Linked DNA regions of Homo sapiens: region 1 is linked to region 2. The links are chromatin loops, found by intact Hi-C in ENCODE. Cell type or tissue: Panc1. All regions are shown on one strand.

Region 1 (5,000 bases), 150 kb after region 2:
TTTTCATTATTTATAACACAAAAAAACAGGGAGGTGTAAAGAGGAACCAATTATTATCTTGGAAATAAAGTATATCCTTGTTGAAATCTATAACTCAACAGATAGTCAAAATAATAGACCATCCATGCTGTTTCTTTCTAAAATAAAATAATAGACCAGACACAAATGAAATGATGTAGTTAACTGGAGTATAGAATTGAAGAAACCTTCCCAAACACAGCACAAACAGAGAACTGGAAAAAAAAAAAAACAAGATACATGGAGAATTGATTGAGAAATTACACATATATATATAGTACAGTCATGTGCTGCATAAGGAGGTTTAGGTCAACAATGGACCACAAGTACACAATGCTGGTCCCATAAGATTATATTCTAAGTTTTTGCTGTACCTTTTCTGTGCTTAGATATGTTTAGATACACAAATACTCACCAATGTATTACAGTTGCTTACAATATTTAGTATAGCATTCATACAGTAGAGTATGCTGTAGAGGCTTGTAGCCTAGGAGCAAGAGCCTATAGCTCATAGCCTAGGTGTGTAACAGACTATACCACCTAGGTTTGTGTAAGTGCACTCTGTGATGTTCACACGATTAAATCACCTAACGATCCATTTCTCAGAACGTGTCCCACCATGAAGCAACGCATGACTATACATATGCATGTATATTCAGAAGGAGAGAATAGAAAGAATGATGGAAAGAAAGAATCCAACAGATAGCGGCTGAGATTTTCTCCAGAATTAAAGAAAATCTTGAATCCTCTAAGAAAGTCCACAGAGGGCAAAGCACAATAAGAAAAACCATATATACTATAAAATCCTGAGCATGCAACTAAATAGATAAAAGGAAATACACCAAAGTGTCAGTAATGTTTACCCATGGTGATAGGATTTGGAGAGAGATTTTTATCTTCTTTAAATTTCAATGTATTTCCTAAGTGCTCTACAATGAAAAGGCATTATTTTTATATGTCTGCGGAGGAGAGAAGCATTTGTCATGTCAAATACACATATACAGATAAACAGTTTTTTTAAAAATCTGCCCTCAAACGACTTACACTCTGGCAGAAGACATGAGGCTTGCATAGGAATAACATAGAAAACGAAACCCAAGTGATAACTGGCATGGATGGATATAGCTAAAATCTGAGCCTCGTCTTTTCCTGCATGGAGCAATTAGGAATATGGGGAGAAGTGATGGGGGGTGAGAGGGTTAAGGACACTGAGCAGAAGTGTAAAGATCTAGCCCATATTCTGGGCTTACCAGGGACTATTACTGCAGCTGGAGTGTATTTCACTTAGACAGGGTCAAAATGGCCAAGCCAAGATAAGATTAGAACTTCATCTACATCGAGCATTATTTTCACCTCTTATTTATTGATTTTAATTTTCCTTCTTTTTTTTTTTTTTTTTTTGAGACAAAGTCTCACTCTGTCACCCAGGCTAGAGCGCAGTGGCATGATGTTGGCTTGCTGCAACCTCCACCTCCCAGGTTCATGCAATTCTCCCTGCCTCAGCCTCCTGAGTAGCTGGGATTACAGGGGCCTGCCACCACATCCAGCTGATTTTTGTATTTTTGTAGAGATGGGGTTTAAGCATGTTGGCCAGGCTGGTCTTGAACTCCTGACCTCAGGTGATCCACCCGCCTTGGCCTCCCAAAGTGCTAGGATTACAGGTGTGAACCACCTCGCTCAGCCTTATTTTCACCTCTAATTTAGTTATATTGCAAGACTACCCAATGATGCGAGCAAAACATTAGCACCTCCATTGTAAATTAAATTAACACCACAAAAATCCACCACATTTGCATGACATTTCAATTGTTATAAGGCTTTGTTATTTTCTTCAATGGTCAAGTAGACAGACAGAAGGAAAATGTGGCACATACACACCATGGAATACTATGCAGCCATAAAAAAGGATGAGTTCATGTCCTTTGTAGGCACACGGATGAAGCTGGAAACCATCATTCTCAGCAAACTAACGCAAGGACAAAAAACCAAACACCGCATGTTCTCACTCATAGGTGGGAATTGAACAATGAGAACACTTGGACACAGGAAGGGGAACATCACACACTGGGGCCTGTCATGGGGTGGGGGGAGGGGGGATGGATAGCACTAGGAGATATACCTAATGTAAATGACGAGTTAATGGGTGCAGCACACCAACATGGCACATGTATACATATGTAACAAACCTGCACGTTGTGCACATATACCCTAGAACTTAAAGTAAAAATAAAAATAAAAATAAAAAAAGTTAAAAAAATGTGTGTGTGTGTGTTCATTTTAACTGATAACCAAATTGACTACTATTCTTACCAGCAGGGGCACTATCATGTTGCCAATGTAGAAGTAAATATAACACACGTGTGTTCTGGATGACTTTACCAAATCAACATCATTTTAACAGGAGGCAGAGGCCTTGTCAATCTAGGAAGGTTGAGGCTGTAGTCATAATACCATTTGCAAGCGAGGCAAGGCAGAGTTTTAAACAATGCACCGTGACTGTTTCTTTGGAGACAAATAAACTCAATGTTCAGCTCTAAATGAAACATGTGGCAGAAGCACAAGCCATCTATATATGTTACTAATGGAAGGAAGGGCTGTTCACCTCTCAGACAATCTCCTTTCTAAATACATCCCCAGTTTCTCAAAATACGACCTTTTAAACCAACTTCTCTTGGTATCACCCAACTCCTCTCAATATCACCGTTCCACATGGGGACCAGACATATACCCCGATGTTACCTCCACTGAGCTCTTTGCTTCCCTGCCACCTTGCCTCATCTCCCTACAGTTCCACCAGAATCACAGAGAGTGGCCAATGTCTCCAAGACCAACTCTGAAAGTCCCAACAACAATCAGGAGTATCGAATCCCCTCCTCCATTTTTGAACCAATGGACCCTTTCATTCTTCTTCTCTCCAACCCCTCTTAAGTCTCTATTCTTTATTTCTCTGGAAATGTCTTTTCTCATCTTCCTCTTGCCCTTTCCTGATTCCTTTTCTCTTCTTACTCTTAAGTGAGGTCACATTTTGGTCCACATCCCCAAAACGCAGTTTCATCCCAAAGGAGAGAAGAATGTTTCCACCCATACTCCCTGGACTTCTCAAAACTTTCTTTCTAATGCCCCCTTCAAGGGAAGAACAGTTGCTGGTCTAGTTGGTCACAACCTGCCATTCACTGGGTCAAGATTCACTAGCAGGCAGGGTCACTGCCTATCAAGGGGGTTCCCTTCCATGACCCTACACTCTTCCGGCTTCTCTCTGCCTACGTTCGGATGAATGAGTCACATGACAGCCTGAGCCACACACCTATCGACTGAGACTTAGAAGTAAGAGCCAAAGCCTACCCGGAACCTCCCAGTCTCACACCACCTTTTCCAATTCAGCTTTTCCCAGATTTCTCCATTGGGTTGTGCCAAACCCTCATGGATCCAGAAATTTCACTTTCAGTATGGTTACTGTTTCCAGTCTATCACTCCTTTAGAAAAACTCAAGAAGGAAGAAGGGATCCGTGGTAATATTTAAATCCCAAAATCATACTCCAAGGCGTGGCTGGAAACTGGCTGTTCTTCTCCCTCAATGCCTTCTTTAGAAGATTGGCCCCTCCCATACAAAAGCCCTCTAGGCTGTGATTCATCATAGCTCTCCATGCTCAGCCCCTCCCACAAAATGAAACTGATCCCTTGTCCCTCCTGAAGATGGATGACATCATTAAAGTATGGGCTTGATTTAGTGGAATGGAAGATCACACCTTGGGATCAGAAATTCAGCTACCTAGCTACATCAGCCACTATGTGGTCTTGGCAAATTCCCTTAACTCCCCTATGGCTCAGTCACTTCATCTGAAAGTTACAGCATGCTCCAAGAAACCCTAAGATGCTCTCCAGTTCTGAAATTGTCAGTGGTGGCAGAGCATGGCTAGTCCCTACTCTCTTCTTCCCAGACAGGAGCCCCCCAAAACTGAGAAGTGACTGGGAAAATGCTCAGCTACACACAGGAATTCTGCTAGCCTGCAAATCATTTAAAATGAATGTTTAATAAGACACTGCATCAATTGTGTGCTACAGCTGAATGTGCTGCAGCCCAGGAGACCTGAAAGAATTAATACGGTTACCAAAGGAGCTGGTAGGAATCGCTGAAACAGAAGCAAAAGCTGATGTGATGAATATAAAAGTGCTTTGAGAGCATCAAAAGGAAAGCGCTACAGTGAATGTCTGCTCACTCCACTAGAATATCTCCTGCCATCTAAGGAACACTCTCCAAGAAGGTCTCAGGGCTAGAGGCTATGGCACACAAGTACACTTACTCTTTCCTCGCCTTCTGAACTCCCAATCTTTTCTCAGGACTTAGAGGACAGTACACACACAACTCCAATCTTTCCCTTTTTTCTCATTCCTCACTTTACTTCTTCATTCCAGCCTTCTTCCTTCCCTCCACTTCTGTGTAATTCCCAAACCAGGCTGTCATAACATCGCCTTCAAATCTTCAAATCTCTCTCCCTTCTTCTCCAAACCAAAGCTCCCAGGCTGTCCACAAAAAAGACCCTCCCTCTCATTCAGAGCCAACTGATTTTTGTACACTCTTTCTTGCATTTTGAGACTCTCCAACTTTAGTACCAAGACCCATCTTTGTTCAGGAGCCAACTCCTTCATCTGAGGGCCTTGGAGCCCCAGACAAAGAACACGTAAGGAAAATGCCAGGCCCTCCATGCTCTGGGTTTGGAGTTAATTCTTTCCACTCCCACCCACTCCCCTTGAGGAACGGGTCTCTCCTCCGCTCCTCTGGCCCAGGGCTTCTCAAACTCCCCACCTCTGTTCCTCTAACTGCAGAGTCAGAGGAAGCATGACATTTTTTCTGCCCTTTTGTGCTTTACCTAAAAACTTTGCATTTTCTTCCAGAACCTACCCACATTTAATAATTTTTAGAAATAGTTTTAGTCACTTACCATAAGAGGAAAAAATGGACATTTTCCCACAAAACAATCAGG
Region 2 (5,000 bases):
TTAAAAGTTAATGCCCCAACATTTATTTTGGGGATACGGCATATGTCTCACCTAGTCTGGGACTAAAAAGTTTCCTGCCTTATTCATGCAGGGGCTTCTTCATGGTTTGCGTAAGGCAGCCAATTAAAGTAGAAACTCAGACCTGGCACAATGCTCACGCCTGTAATCCCAGCACTTTGGGAGGCCGAAGGGGGTGTAGATCACCTGAGGTCTGGAGTTCGAGACCAGCCTGGCCAACATGGTAAAACCCCGTCTCTACTAAAAATACAAAAATTAGCCAGGTGTGGTGCTGCATGCCTGTAATCCCAGCTACTCAGGAGGCTGAGACAGGAGAATTGCTTGAACCCGGGAGGCAGAGGTTGCAGTGAGCTGAGATTGCACTACTGCACTCTAGCCTGGGCCACAGAGTGAGACTCTGTCTCCAAAAAAATAAATAAATAAATAAAAGTATATATATACAAAAAGAAACTCAATGGAGGCTGCAGCATCTTCAAAGTTTATCACTGATTGTGTAAAGCAAGCACGGGCTATGTGCAAGCTGGGCTGCCTATGGACAGGAAGGGATCATTTTCAGAGGCGTTTCAAATCATCTTCACGTTCTTGGGTGATTTTTTAAAAAAAAATCATTAAATGTTATACAACTCTCATTTCTCTCGTCCTTCAATATTACTGCATTTCTCTCATCATTCAATATTACTGTCAGTTCTGGCAGAAAATATAATATACCCCTGCTGAGTTTCCTATGCCCTTCTCTGCTCCAGATCATGTTGTGTTTGTATGAATAGCATGTGCACAGGTGAGACACTGCCTCCTTGGAAGACACCAAAGGCGTGTGGCTGCTGTGTCCAGTCACGTGCTCAGACTTCACCCCTGCTATGGGGATGAGGGCAAGGGTATTGGTTTTGGTCTCCTGCCTGCACTTACTGTTGCCCTGGGGGTGAAGATGCTACCTGAAAACCCACATATCCTGGAAAGGTCTCACACAAGGATCAGGCGTTTTCAGACAGAAAGGTTTTCTTGTTGATGTTTTCTACTGCATTCTCTCTTAAGCTCAAGACTTTTTATTTTGTGTTTTTTACATTGATGAGTTATAAAGGGGTCTCTCTCATCTTTCCCTTCTTTTTACCTTCTTCTTTGCTGAATCTCTGCTCTCTGGCCAGGAGTCATTACATAGAAACTTAAGTGCAGGGTGATCATCTATTAACTCAGCAAATAGTTATCGACAGCTACAATCTCAGATACTATTTAAGGCTTCAGAGATACAGCAGTGAGCAAAATTGCTGTCAAAGTGCCCACATTCTAGTGGAAAAAGCAATAAATAGATGTATTATTTGTTGCCCTAAAAAAGTGAAAAGTGAAGCTTCTTTGGTATGTCTCATGCACCATCTAGGGGGTAGGCTCTGCCATACTGGCTGCTGACTTGTTAAAAATACTACTATCATGAGGCCAGGGAGAAATCTGAACTCGGGAAAGTGGTGTGGGGGCCAGAATTTGAGAAGAGAAGAAGCCTACGCTGGAATCGCACTTAGTTCACGTCACTTCCCAGATCTGGCTTCCAATGGCCTCTTCTCACCCTCTAAATAAAATACGTAAATCCTCAATGTGGCCTTTACAATCTGCCTCTTTTAATCCTTCTCTGCAGCCACAATGACTTCTATGATGGTCTTCCAATACCCTGAGCCTGTTCCCACCTCAGGGTCTTTGCCATTGCTGTGCTGCCCCCTGGAAAGCCCTTCCCCCAGATACTCACATGGGTGTCCCTTCACTTCAAATGTCAGCACAAGAGGTTTTTCCTGCCTAAATGGCAGCCAATATGCTCTAGTCTCTCGCCCTGCTTTTAAGTATTTCTTCCCAGCCACACTGCTTCCTGCCACATTCATTCACTTGCTTGTCCATTTGCCGTCTCTGTCCTTATACAGAAACGTCATCTCTCTAAGGCAGGGGCTTTGTCGTGGTCAGTGCTGCGTTCCTGGCACCCAGCAGAGAGCCCGTAGACAGTGGTGCACAATAATTACCCATGGAATGGTGAATGTTTCTTAGCAACTGTAACTTACTGCCTGCACTCCTCTCCCCTGCAGCCAGTTCTCCACGTGGCCACCAGAGGATGCTTCTGGAAGGTAAATCTCATGTTCACCACCATCCACCCTGGCTTTAAAATCTTTAGTGGTTTCTTTCTGCTCTTATAGCAAAGATGCAACACCCAAATGTGGCCTGAGGGTCTCAGCACGGTTCTGCTCTGACCTCCTTCACTCTTACCCTCCAAGCACCAGGGTCTTCTCAGGCAATTTTTTTCAGACCAGACATTTGCTATGATCCCTCCGGCCACAGGGCCTATGCCCAGTCTCTTTCCACTTCCTGCAATGCTTTTCCCTTCCCTCTGTCACCCACCCTAGTCTTCACATCTCAGTTTCAGCCCATGTCCTCAGGGAACCTTCTCTGACCTTCCTGGGTGGGTCACACAGTACTTATTACAGCGCATCGTATTTACTTGCATGATACTTTTTTGAAATATGTCCCTCCTTCTCTAGACTGTCAGATTCACATGAGCAGAAACAGCACCTGGTTTTGGACCCCATTTTATGCTGAGCCTAGCATATAGTAGGCTTTCAAGAAATCCATGAACAAATAACTAAAGAGCTGTGACCTTCAAACAAGCTACTTCAAGCTTGTTGAGCCTTGGGTAACGATGGCTATGCCAGAGAGACATGGGAGACTTCAATGACATAAAATGGATGATATTTTATAAACAACAATTGGCGCACACTGTACAAATTAAGTGATTTTTTTTAAATGTGGGTCTACCCACCTCTAAGCCTTTCATCTAATTTGATACCTTCCACAGAGATACCTTGATCTAAATGCCACCTCTGCTGAGTTTCTTTTAGCGCCTTTTGCATTATGAAAAGTCAGTATCTCATTGAATCTTCTCATCAAAACAGCCAGACATTTACCATGTGTTCCAAGTGCTTTATATAAATTAACTTTCAGCCCTTGCAACCCACCTTCAAAGGTAAATACTATCATTATCCCCATTTCACAGACGAGGAACTGAGGCACCAAGGAAAATGAAAACTTTCCAGTAGGCACACCCCTAGAAAGTGGTGGATTCAGGGTTGAACGAACACAGTTTAATGCCGGTCTCCACTCTGAGCCATTAAACAACAGTGGTGGAACACACACCAAACAACAAATGGGGAAACTGAGGCCCAGAGAGCTTTCATCATAGCTTCTGCCTGACTCCCAGCTGCAACTCCTAACATAAGTCTCTGCTCATGTGAAAGAGTTCAGTGTCCTCACCCAATGGAGAGTTTCCTTATCATTGTCCTTAACCAATGGAGAGTTTCTTGTGTCCATATATCCAGTGTCCTTACCCAGTGGAGAGTTTCTCGAACCCATGACTACACCATGCTTTTAAGCACACCAGGCTCCTAGGATACCACAGGTGCCCCAGCTGGTTTGCACCTGTGGGCAAAGTTTGCCCTGCATTCCTGGGCACGTGATTATACCTATATTGGGGTGAATTTCTGTGACTTTCCCAGATGCATGTATCTGACACCCCCACCTACCAACCGTGAACTGTTATAATTCCATCAACATTTGCCAAGCAAGATTGTACCACATGGAACTCTGCAGTGAGCAGAGGTTACAGAGTGAGGCTTTGGCCAAATAGGTCTGGGTTCAAATCATTCATTCATTCATTTTGTTAACAAACACTGTAGAGCTTTGGCTGTATGATGGGCCTGTGTTACCAACTCAGGATACCAAGGTAAACCCAGGAAACACAGGTGCCGCTATCAGAAACCCAGAGCCTGGAGGGGTAGACAGACACTAAACACAACAACAAGCAAGAAAATTGGCAATTGTGATACAAGCTACGATGAAAATAAACAGGATGATGTGATGAAACAAAACTGAGAGTGAGGGGTTAGAACAGGGCCATGATCTTCTCCCCATCAAGCTAAATGTGTTTGGGCAAGTCTCGTAATCCCTCCAAACCTGTTTCCAAATCTGTTCATGGTGATGGTTAATCTCAAGGCACATATAAAATGCTCAGAAATGAAAGCTATGCCTTTCTGGAACCCAGGCACCAGGCATTCAGGTGTGAACAAAGCTATCCATGCAGTCCGGGAGGGGAGCCAGAGAGAAGCAAGCATGTGCGACCAGCATTAAAGGGGCAGCTGCAGTCAGTCCTCTCTGGAGCCCTGTCCTTGTTCTTCCCAACACAGCCTTGTGCGTATGCTGATGCTGCATGAAATCCCTGCTTCTTCATCGTTCGTCACAAGAGGTAAGTTCCCCAGCTCCATCCCAGCCCAGCAGCCAACCATAGGAAAGGCAGCTGAGAAGTGCCTTCCTTCTCCTGCCTTCTTGGGTCATTGAGCAAAGAGGAGACAGAGGCACACGGGCCCACTCTCTCTTCTTTTTTTCCTATCAACCGGGCCAAACAACCAGCAAGGAACACCTGCTGAAAGGTGAAGAGGACAGAGCCTTGGCAGAGATTAATGCCTTCCTGATGCCAGGCGGCCGTGAGAACTGAGATTGGCAGTGTGAAGGTCCACCTTCTCTGCAACCAAATCATAAGTGTCCCATAGACAAAGGCTTTGTGTTTATCTGCCTTCAGACTGGTCAGTGATCAGGGAAGCTTAGCAACTTGGGGCAAAACTGGCTCAGGGCCGGGCATGGTGGCTCATGCCTGTAATCCTAGCACTTCGGGAGGCTGAGGAAGGCTGATCACTTGAGACCAGAAGTGCGAGACCATCTTGGCCAATATGGTGAAACCCTATCTCTACTAAAAATCCAAAAAATTAGCCGGAATGTTAGCACATGCCTATAGTCCCTGCTACTCGGGAGGCTGAGGCAGGAGAAGTGCTTGAACCCAGGAGGCGGAGGTTGCAGTGAGCCAAGATCGTGTCACTGCACCCCAGGCTGGACGATAAGAGTGAGACCCCACGTCAAAAAAAAGCAAAAAAAAAAAAAAAAAAAAAAAAAAAAACTGGCTCAGA

The links. Hi-C counts contacts between places; a loop is a spot of excess contacts. Peaks named below come from ENCODE experiments on the same cell type or tissue, not always from the same donor. Only the 100,000 strongest peaks of a DNase experiment are listed, where the experiment ranks them.
Region 1: a loop joins it to region 2, with 4 times the contacts of the local background. A loop is called at or near these places in 23 of 110 quality-filtered maps.

The regions. Positions count from the first base shown.
Region 1 is chr16:10,174,604-10,179,603 of GRCh38, forward strand. The region is part of intron 2 of GRIN2A (glutamate ionotropic receptor NMDA type subunit 2A); the gene reads right to left. Among named protein-coding and RNA genes, the nearest start is that of GRIN2A, 5.3 kb to the right of the region's middle. In Panc1, a CTCF peak has its summit at 2,411; no DNase peak of the experiment used is centred here; H3K27ac peaks cover 1,967 bases.
Region 2 is chr16:10,029,575-10,034,574 of GRCh38, forward strand. All of the region lies in intron 2 of GRIN2A (glutamate ionotropic receptor NMDA type subunit 2A), which reads right to left. LOC105371076 (a long non-coding RNA gene) reads left to right here and starts at 2,062. Exons shown (of 3, transcript XR_933061.2): 1 at 2,062-2,117; 2 at 4,085-4,285. In Panc1, CTCF peaks have their summits at 2,081 (motif pointing right) and 2,289; no DNase peak of the experiment used is centred here.